Regions from separate parts of the Homo sapiens genome. Here region 2 is linked to region 1. Evidence: read pairs that join two places in POLR2A ChIA-PET (ENCODE). Cell type or tissue: A673. All regions are shown on one strand. Links, peaks and the distances in the headings refer to the core of each region. The heading gives the core; the rest is flanking DNA.

Region 1 (4,397 bases), core at 88-4,087:
AAAAATAAAAAAATACAAAATATCCAACCCTACAGCAGACCTAATTAACTGAAAACTTTGGGAACAGGGCCCAGCAATCTGTGTTTTAACCACCTCTCCAGATAGTTCTGATAGTTTGAGAACTCCTGTTACAGGGGAGTTAGTGGTATAATTTCTCACAGGAAATTTAACACTTTATTTCAATAATCATCACAAATAAAGTAGGGTTGCCTACTTTCCCTAAGTGGGGAATCTATGCCATATATTATGAATGGCATTCCTGGATTACTAACGTATTGTGGCCCATTTCTTCCATCCTAGTTTCCAAGAACACTTCATAGCACAATCATGAAAACCACAATAGGAGGAAACACTCCATTAACTGTTCCAGTAAAGGAAAGCTCAGGACATTAAATATTCCCTTTTGATATATGCCATCTCAACTTAACTTAAACTTGACTTAAACATAATATGAAAAAAATAGTTTAAGTAAAAATCTTCTAAATAAACCACTTAACATTCTGGAAAAGCTAACTTGCTCATTATAATAAAAACGAAACACACACAAAACCCTGTTCAGTGTGCAGGTAGGTGATCCTCCTGTAGATCCTCCTCCAGTAGATGATGTTTTATTTATTTAAGATCATAGAACACTCCTATATTACAGGCAAAACACACATATAACATATATAAAACTGGTATTGCATGAATAAAGAAAAACCTACCTTTCCCAACCAGGAGACACGTGGCCATGGTTTTTTCTGCTTAATACCTGTTGATGTCAAGATTTCTAATCTTATCTCCATGTTTGTTAAGCTATCAATGACCAATTAAGTAAAACAGTCCCAAGATTCTGTAAACAATAATAGTAATAAAATATAAATGATGCATAATATTCACTGGGCATTTTTTTTTTTTTTTTGAGACAAGAGTTTCGTTCTGTTGCCCCAGCTGGAGTGCAGTGATATGATCTCAGCTCACTGCAACCTCCGCCTCCCGGATTCAAGTGATTCTCCTGCGTTAGCCTCCCGAGTAGCTGGGACTACAAGCGTGTGCCACCACGCCTGGCTAATTTTAAGTAGAGATGGGGTTTCACCATGTTGGCCAGGCTGGTCTCAAACTCCTGACTTCAAGTGATCCATCCACTTCGTCCTCCCAAAGTGCTGGGATAACAGGCACGATCCACTGCGCATGGACCACTGAAGATCTTAACTGACAATTTTCATAAAGTTTTGATTTATATTTTATTTCTGAGTTGAAGTTTTGCTCTTGTAGCCCAGGCTGCAGTGCAGTGGCGCGATCTCGGCTCACTGCAACCTCCGCCTCCCGGGTTCAAGCGATTCTCTTGCCTCAGCCTCCCGAGTAGCTGGGATTACAGGCATGCACCACCACACCGGACTAATTTTTTTGTATTTTTAGTAGAAACCGGGTTTCACCATGTTGGCCAGGCTGGTCTCGAACCCCTGACCTTGGGTGATCCGCCCGACTCAGCCTCCCAAAGTGCTGGGATTACAGGCGTGATCCACTGTGCCCGGCCAAATTAGATGGGCTTGTTTTTTTGTTTTTTTAATAAAATAGCTTTAAAAGAAAAACTACTCAGAGACAGCACACAAAGATCTATCAAGATGCTAGCTATCAGTCAGCACGGAGGCTGAGATGGGAAGATCGCTTGAGGACAAGAGAGTTCGAGGCTGCAGTGAGCTGTGATTGTGCCTGTGAGAGCCACTGCACTCCAGCGTGGGCAACGCAGCGAAGACTCCGGCTCAAAAATAAATAAATAAAATTGCAAATAAAATAAATTCTCACAAAAGGGTTAACCAAATGCCAGAGAAACGCCGGCATTAGAAAAGCATCATTTGCAGCTCCTAATGAAATAACAAATCCAGTCAATAGTATCAGCGCTGCTAAAATTATTGAGTGAAAAAATACTGGGAACTTTATGCACTGACATACCCTAAATCCATTAGTCAATCTTAAAATTGCTAAGAGCGAGGAAAATTGACGTTCTATTCCTCCGGATCCTGCTCGAGAAGCTGGGGGACTCGGGTCCGGTGCCGAGGTGTGGCCCGAGCCTGGCACCACCCACGCCGGCCGGGTGACCCCGGCCCCTTGGGGCTCCCGCGCTCCGTCAGCAGGCGACGCTGGGAGGCTGGGGTAGGCCCAGAGCGAGGACGGGCCCGGACTGGGTAGTGGGGATGTACCAGGGCCGGGTGCGGCGGGAGACGGCCCGGGAGGCGGAAGGTCGCGGACCTGCCCGACAGAAGAGTAGATGAGGGGAGACCGAGGACGCCCGGGTCCGGGGAGCTTACGAGGAGGCCAGGATCGCGGGGTAAGGAATCCGCGGGCAGTTACCTCCGCCAGGGGCAGGGTCCGGCCAGTCAGGCGCGAGAAGGCTAGGCGAGGCCGACTGCGCGGGGTGAAGACGCCAGGCCGACAGCTGCGGGCCCTACCGCCAGCCCTGACGCGAGCCTGCGTCCTGGCGACGGCGGAGGGCGGGCAGGGGGCGCGGGCGCTGCCACGGCGCCTGCTCAGAACCGGCCGGGAACGCCGCGGGCGGGTCTCCCCGGTCCTCCGCCCCTCCAGCCCTGCTCTCAGGCCTCCGCCCGGGCCCTCTAAGCTGCCAGCCGCGCCCGCCTCCGGGCTCCTCGCCCCTCCTCCCGCGCGCTCCCCTCCTCAGCGGCCGCCGGACCCCCTCAGTTCACTTCTCCCAGTTAACGCGTTCCTCGGACGCTGCTAGTTTGAGCGCACAGGCATTGGGCGGGGCTCACGGGGGAGCCGCTTAATAACCGACCAACATGAAACTCAAGGGCTGCCCCTTCCTAGCGGGGACCCTGCACAGACCCGAAAATAAGGGGTTTTGCTCTGCCCTCCTCAGTTCACGTGGGCACCTTGGAACACTGAAGAAGGCATTTTCCGAACTCACTGTCCTACGGACTTATTCTCCGCACTGTTTTCGCCTCCTTCGCCCTGTTCTCGTGACTGACAGGAGCAGGGGTCACAAGCAGGCAGCCCGAGAGCTCTGCTCACCTGGAAAAGCATTTTTGTGTAGCTTAAATGTGAAGGCCTCAGGCAGTGGCCTGTTGTCCTCCTCCACATGCGCCCATCTTCACTCTTTCATGTGACTGGCCTGTTTTTGAAGGCAGGACCCTGTCACCCTTGGCTAGGCCAGGTATGTTCTGCACCGAAAATGGCCCTGCCCTCTGCATTGGATGGCTAGCTCTTAGGTTGGTTTATTTTAGCAAATAAGCGTTACAGGGTAGGCGAACTGGCTGCATCAGAACCACAATTACCCCTGTGTCTCTGGGTGGGATAAATGGCGGATGGCATTCTGGCAGCTCAGCCCCACTTATCTCAGAGGTTATAGATCTGAGGTGGTTTAGATCCACCCCCAAATCACGAACATTTTACATAAGCCGTGCTAGAGTTAGCATAAAAGTCTCACAGAAAAATTTGGAAACTGAGAAATCCTAACCTATTCCCACAATCCTGTGTTCCCATTTTTAGGTCTTAAGATATGAAGACAATGGGATAACTGAGGCTGATTTTGCTGTGTGGCCATTAGACCTAGAAATATTGGTGTGATTCTGGAGTTGATTGCTCCACACGTTTATTTATTTATTTTCCTTTTTTTCCCTCCTCTTCCTCCTCCTCTATTCTTTAAAAACGTATGGAAATGTATCCGGCAATGTTTACTGTAAAAAATAATGTATGGAAATGACTACAATTTGCTAAAATAAAAATCATTGAGCACTTATGTGTGTCAGACACTATGCTAGGTATAAAGAGGGGAAGATGGTGTCCCTATTCAAAAGAGAGTCACACACACTTAAGTTACAGTGCAGTCATAAATACCATGATCGCAGTATGCACAGGTCCATTTTCTCTATCTGGGTGATGGGAAGGTTCAAAACTAAGCTAGGTTTTGAATGAGGAATAGTTTCATTTTGAAGCACATCCATTTTGCGATGCCTCTGGAGCTATCTAGTGAACAATTTAGATGCGTGGTTCAGAAGCTCGATGGGAGGCTTGGGAACACAGAATGTGTAAAATAAGCATCAGTCTCCCTTTCACCCTCTCTGCACTTTTTAAGGGTCATCTGTCTTTAGTATATATTGGTAAGAGATTTTATGGAGGATACCAATTCTTTTTTTTTTTTTTTGAGACAGAGTCTCACATTGTCACCCAGGGTGGAGTGCAGTTGCACGATCTCTGCTCACTGCAACCTCCGCCTCCCGGGTTCAAGCGATTCTCCTGCCTCAGCCTCCCAAGTAGCTGGGATTACAGGTGCCCACCACCAGGCCCAGCTAATTTTCGTATTTTTAGTAGAGACGGGGTTTCACTATGTTGGCCAGGCTGGTCTTGAACTCCTGACCTCGTGATTCACCCACCTCGGTCTCCCAAAGTGCCGGGATTACAGG
Region 2 (4,397 bases), core at 150-4,149, 270 kb before region 1:
ATTAAATAGCAAACCTTAGAAATTAAGAGTCTTTTGGTGGTAATTACAGTGAAGTGTTCCCTTTTGTCTGACTAGTATGTTAGGATGGAGTTTCAAGACATACCTGGTCTATGAGTTTATGAGCTTTCCTTGCGCTTCATAATCAAACAAAAATAAATTCATAGTAAGTTCTTAGTAATTTGGTATACACTGTATACAAAATTTCTTTCATGTTTTAAGAGACTGATGAATCAGTGATTCAAATTAGCAATATAATTGATGAATTTGATTGCTATATAAATGCATATACACATTTGATCAGACCAAAAGCATGCTTTATGATTTAATTTTATGATTAAAATATTTTAGGTTGATTTTCAGTTCTTATATTTTATTTCTTGGTAATGATAAAACTTCTTGATATTGGGTAGAGCTGATTTTTATATATGATGTGTTCAGTGTTTGACAGGATCATGACAAGATAATTGTGTTTCTATGCTAAGAAACATGCTGAAGATTAGTATTATATTTCCTGTCTGTCATGATGGCTCATTTTAATGTTATTGAAAAAAAATGGACTGTATTTAGTAATTGTTGTACTACAATGTTTGCAACATATGTAAATCAGAAATAGATGCAAATAAAGAGATTGCTAGAAGTCTTCATTTTACTGGCTAGGGAGCTGGGTTTTTTTTTCTTTGTCTTTTTTTTTTTTTAATATAGATTCAGGGGATATATGTACAGGGGTTTGTTACGTGGGTATATTGTGTGGTGGTGAGATTTGGGCTTGTAGTGAACCCGTCACCCAAATAGTGATCATAGTACCCATTAGATAGTTTTTCAACCTTGGCTTCGTCCCTTTTTCCCCCTTTTTGAGTCCCCTGTGTCTGTTGTTTCTAACTTTATGTCCGTGTGTACCCATTGTTGAATTCCCACTTATAAGTGAGAACCTGTAGTGTTTCATTTTCTGTTTCTGCATTATTTCACTTAGGGTAGATAATGGCCTCAAACTGCATCCATGTTGCTGCAGAGGACATGATTTCATTCTTCTTTATGATTGTGTACCACGGTGTATATATACCACATTTTGTTTATCCAGTCCACTCCTGATGGACGCTTAGGTTGATTCTGTAACTTTGCTATTGTAAATAGTGCTGTGATAAACATATGAGTGCAGGTGTCTTTTTTATAAAGTAATTTTTTTCCCTATGGATAGAAACCCAGTAGTGGGATTACTAGGTCAAATGGTAGTTCTATTTTTTGTTCTTTGAGAAATCTCCATACTGTTTTTCATAAGGGTTGAACTAATTTACATTCCCACCAACAGTGTGTAAGTGTTCCCTTTTCTCTGCAGCCTCTGTTATTTTTTGACTTTTTAGTAATAGCCATTCTGACTGGTGTAAGATTGTATCTCATTGTGGTTTAATTTGCATTTCTCTGATGATTAATGATATTGAGCATTTTTTAAAATGTTTGTTGGCTGTGTGTACATCTTCTTTTGAGAAGTGTCTGTTCATGTCTTTTGCCCACTTTTTAGTGGGTTGTTTTTTTCTTGTTGATTTGAGTTCTTTATAGATTCTCAGTATTAGACCTTTGTTGGATGCATAGTTTGTAAATACTTTCTCTCATTCTCTAGGTTGTCTGTTTACTCTGCTATGGTTTCTTTTGCTGTACAGAAACTCTTTAGTTTAATTAAGTCCCATTTGTCAATTTTTCTTTGTGTTGTTTTTGCTTTTTAGGTCTTAGTCATAAATTCTTTAATTAGGACAATGTCCCAAAAGAGTTTTTTGCAGGTTTTCTTCTAGGATTTTTATTGTTTGAGGTCTTACAGTTACATATTTAATTCATCTTGAGTTAATTTTTGTATAGGTGAGAGGCAGGAGTCCCGTCTCGTTCTTCTGCTTATGGCTAGCCAGTTTTCCCAGCACCATTTATTGAATAGCGTGTACTTTTTCCATTGTTTATTTTTGTCAACTTTGTTGGAGATCAGTTGTTTTTAGGTATGTGGCTTTATTTCTGGGTTCTCTATCCTGTTCCATTGATCTGTGTGCCTATTTTTATACCAGTACCATGCTGTTTTGCTTACTCTAGTCTTGCAGTGTAGTTTGAAGTTTCCTAATATGATGCCACCAGCTTTATTCTTTTTGCTGAGGATTGCTTTGGCTATTCAGGTTCTTTGTTGGTTTTATATAAATTTTAGGATAGTTTTTCCAGTTCTTTGAAAAATTACGTTGGTAGTTTGATAGGAATAGTGTTGAATCTGTAGATTACTTTGGGCAGTATAGTCAGTTTTAACAATATTGATTCTTCCTATCCATGACCATGGAATGTTTTTGATTTGTTTGTGTTATCTATGATTTATTTTATCAGTGTTTTGTAGTTGTCCTTGTAAAGCTCTTGCAACTCCTTGTTTAAATGTATTCCTAGGTATTTTATTTTGTGTGTGTGGCTATTGTAAATGAGATTGAGTTCTTGATTTGGTTCTCAGCTCGAACGTTATTGGTGTATAGACATGCTACTGATTTTGGTACAATTATTTTGTATCCTAAAGCTTTATTGAAGTTATCAGGTCTATGAATCTTTTGGAGGAATTTTTAGGGTTTTCTAAGTATGGGATCATGTCATCAGTGAACAGAGATAATTTGACTTCCTCTTTTCCTATTTGGATGCCTAATATTCCTTTGTCCTGCCTGATTGCTCTGGGTAGGACTTCTGGAATTTTTTTTTAAACTGGTAAAGTTTTGATATTAAGGGTGAAATGTTGCTTGTACCTCTTCTCTTTAGTTTGCAGTATGAGGTTCAGGAAATAAATATATAGGTTCCAAATTATATCTCTTCCTCTAACCTGTTATAAAAGTATACGCATATCAAATGAAAAAAGTAATATTACTCAGCTTTTCTTATTAACCTGTTCAAAATTCCTGAATCTTAGGATAGCCAGTTTTGCAGGAAACATACAATATCACAATTCCCTGACCAAGAAATATTAGTTGCCCTGATAACTGAATTTTTTGCATGACGTTAAATCTGTATTATGGAAAAATGTGTTCTTGAAAAAGAATGTACTTTTTAAGTGAATTTTAATAGATGTTGATAGTAACAAAAACAGAGGAGGAATGGTGACCTTTTTTTTATGTATCATGTTTGTTGAATCCAAAGTTTCTACTTATAAAAATGGAATTAAAATAAGGGTCATATATAGTTCTAATTGCATATTAGCAAACTTATTTTATACTGCGAACTTTCCTTTGGAAAAATAGAACAAAGTCAACAGATACAACATACTGTTCTTGTAGAAACTTGTATATTTTATTTTCAATTATCTAAATAGTTTTTTCTGTAATCTGTGATGGCATAGTTAACAGATAACTGAAAAGTTGAATGAGCAGAGTTGACATTCAATTTTGGTGAAAATACAGGTATGCGGTGATAACCTGAGGATTAAAGTAGGTTTTGCTGATTTCATATTATTGTTGTCATTTCTAACTTGTTTCCTGAAAGCCACTTTCCTCTTATTTCGTGGATTTATAGTCACGTATCACATAATGATGTTTCATTTCACACCAGACTTTATATACAATGGTGGTCCCATAAAAATATAATATTGTATATTTACTCTACCTTTTTTATGTTTAGATATGTTTTAGATACACAGATGCTTACCATTGTGTTACAGTTGCCTACAGTATTCAGTATAGTAACATGCTGTACAGGTTTATAGCCTGGGAGCAATAAGCTATACCATATAGCCTAGGTACATAGTAGGCTATATCATCTAGGTTTATGTGAATATACTATATGATGTTCACGTAACAGAGACACCTCCTAACAATGCATTTCGCAGAATGTATCCTGTTGTTAAGCAATACATGAAATACATGACCGCATTTGAAAACTTTTGGAACTTAGATGCCACCTAACCCTTTTGATTTGAACTTGGCATATTGCATTCAGTTTCTGCATTGTGTGATGGGATGGTATTTGTTATATAAGAAGTTACCTTGAGATTTTGAGATGATTAAAGGTGTGTATATTGGTCCAAGGGTGTAGGTGAGGTCATAAATAAAAGCAAAATTCTTCTGAAGTGGTGGTTTTAGAGCCCTTAAGAGATGAAATACTTCCTTGAAATTAATTTGTCCCAGTTACCATTATTTTTACTTATTAAAGACTAAATGTTAAAGTGGACATTTAATATATTCAAACATTTGGCACTGAGGACTTTTTTACAACTGTTGTATTACTACTGGTGATATGGAGCAGGCAGGACTATTTGTCTGGCCTACTAGTTGCACTTTAGGATATGAGTTTGTTTGCCAATATATTCGTTTACTGTGAGAGAAATATTCCACTCAATAACCAGAAATCAAAAACACTGTACCTTATAAGTAAGATTAGAAAGTTCAACAAATGTAGAATAT

What was found. Peaks named below come from ENCODE experiments on the same cell type or tissue, not always from the same donor. Only the 100,000 strongest peaks of a DNase experiment are listed, where the experiment ranks them.
Region 2: POLR2A ChIA-PET joins it to region 1 with 11 read pairs; 4 of 35 experiments call an interaction of 5 or more read pairs at or near these places.

The regions. Positions count from the first base shown.
Region 1 is chr5:37,246,914-37,251,310 of GRCh38, forward strand. It overlaps CPLANE1 (ciliogenesis and planar polarity effector complex subunit 1), which reads right to left and starts at 2,463. Exons shown (of 53, transcript NM_001384732.1): 1 at 2,332-2,463; 2 at 705-832. The coding sequence starts at 785. CPLANE1-AS1 (CPLANE1 antisense RNA 1) reads left to right here and starts at 2,133. Exons shown (of 2, transcript NR_134263.1): 1 at 2,133-2,308; 2 at 3,484-3,733. RefSeq lists silencers at 1,964-2,103, 2,304-2,783. In A673, for the core only: no CTCF peak of the experiment used is centred there; DNase peaks (open chromatin) are centred at 1,698, 2,158 and 2,578; H3K4me3 peaks cover 1,672 bases; H3K27ac peaks cover 1,273 bases.
Region 2 is chr5:36,976,921-36,981,317 of GRCh38, forward strand. All of the region lies in intron 9 of NIPBL (NIPBL cohesin loading factor), which reads left to right. Among named protein-coding and RNA genes, the nearest start is that of NIPBL, 100 kb to the left of the region's middle. In A673, for the core only: no CTCF peak of the experiment used is centred there; no DNase peak of the experiment used is centred there.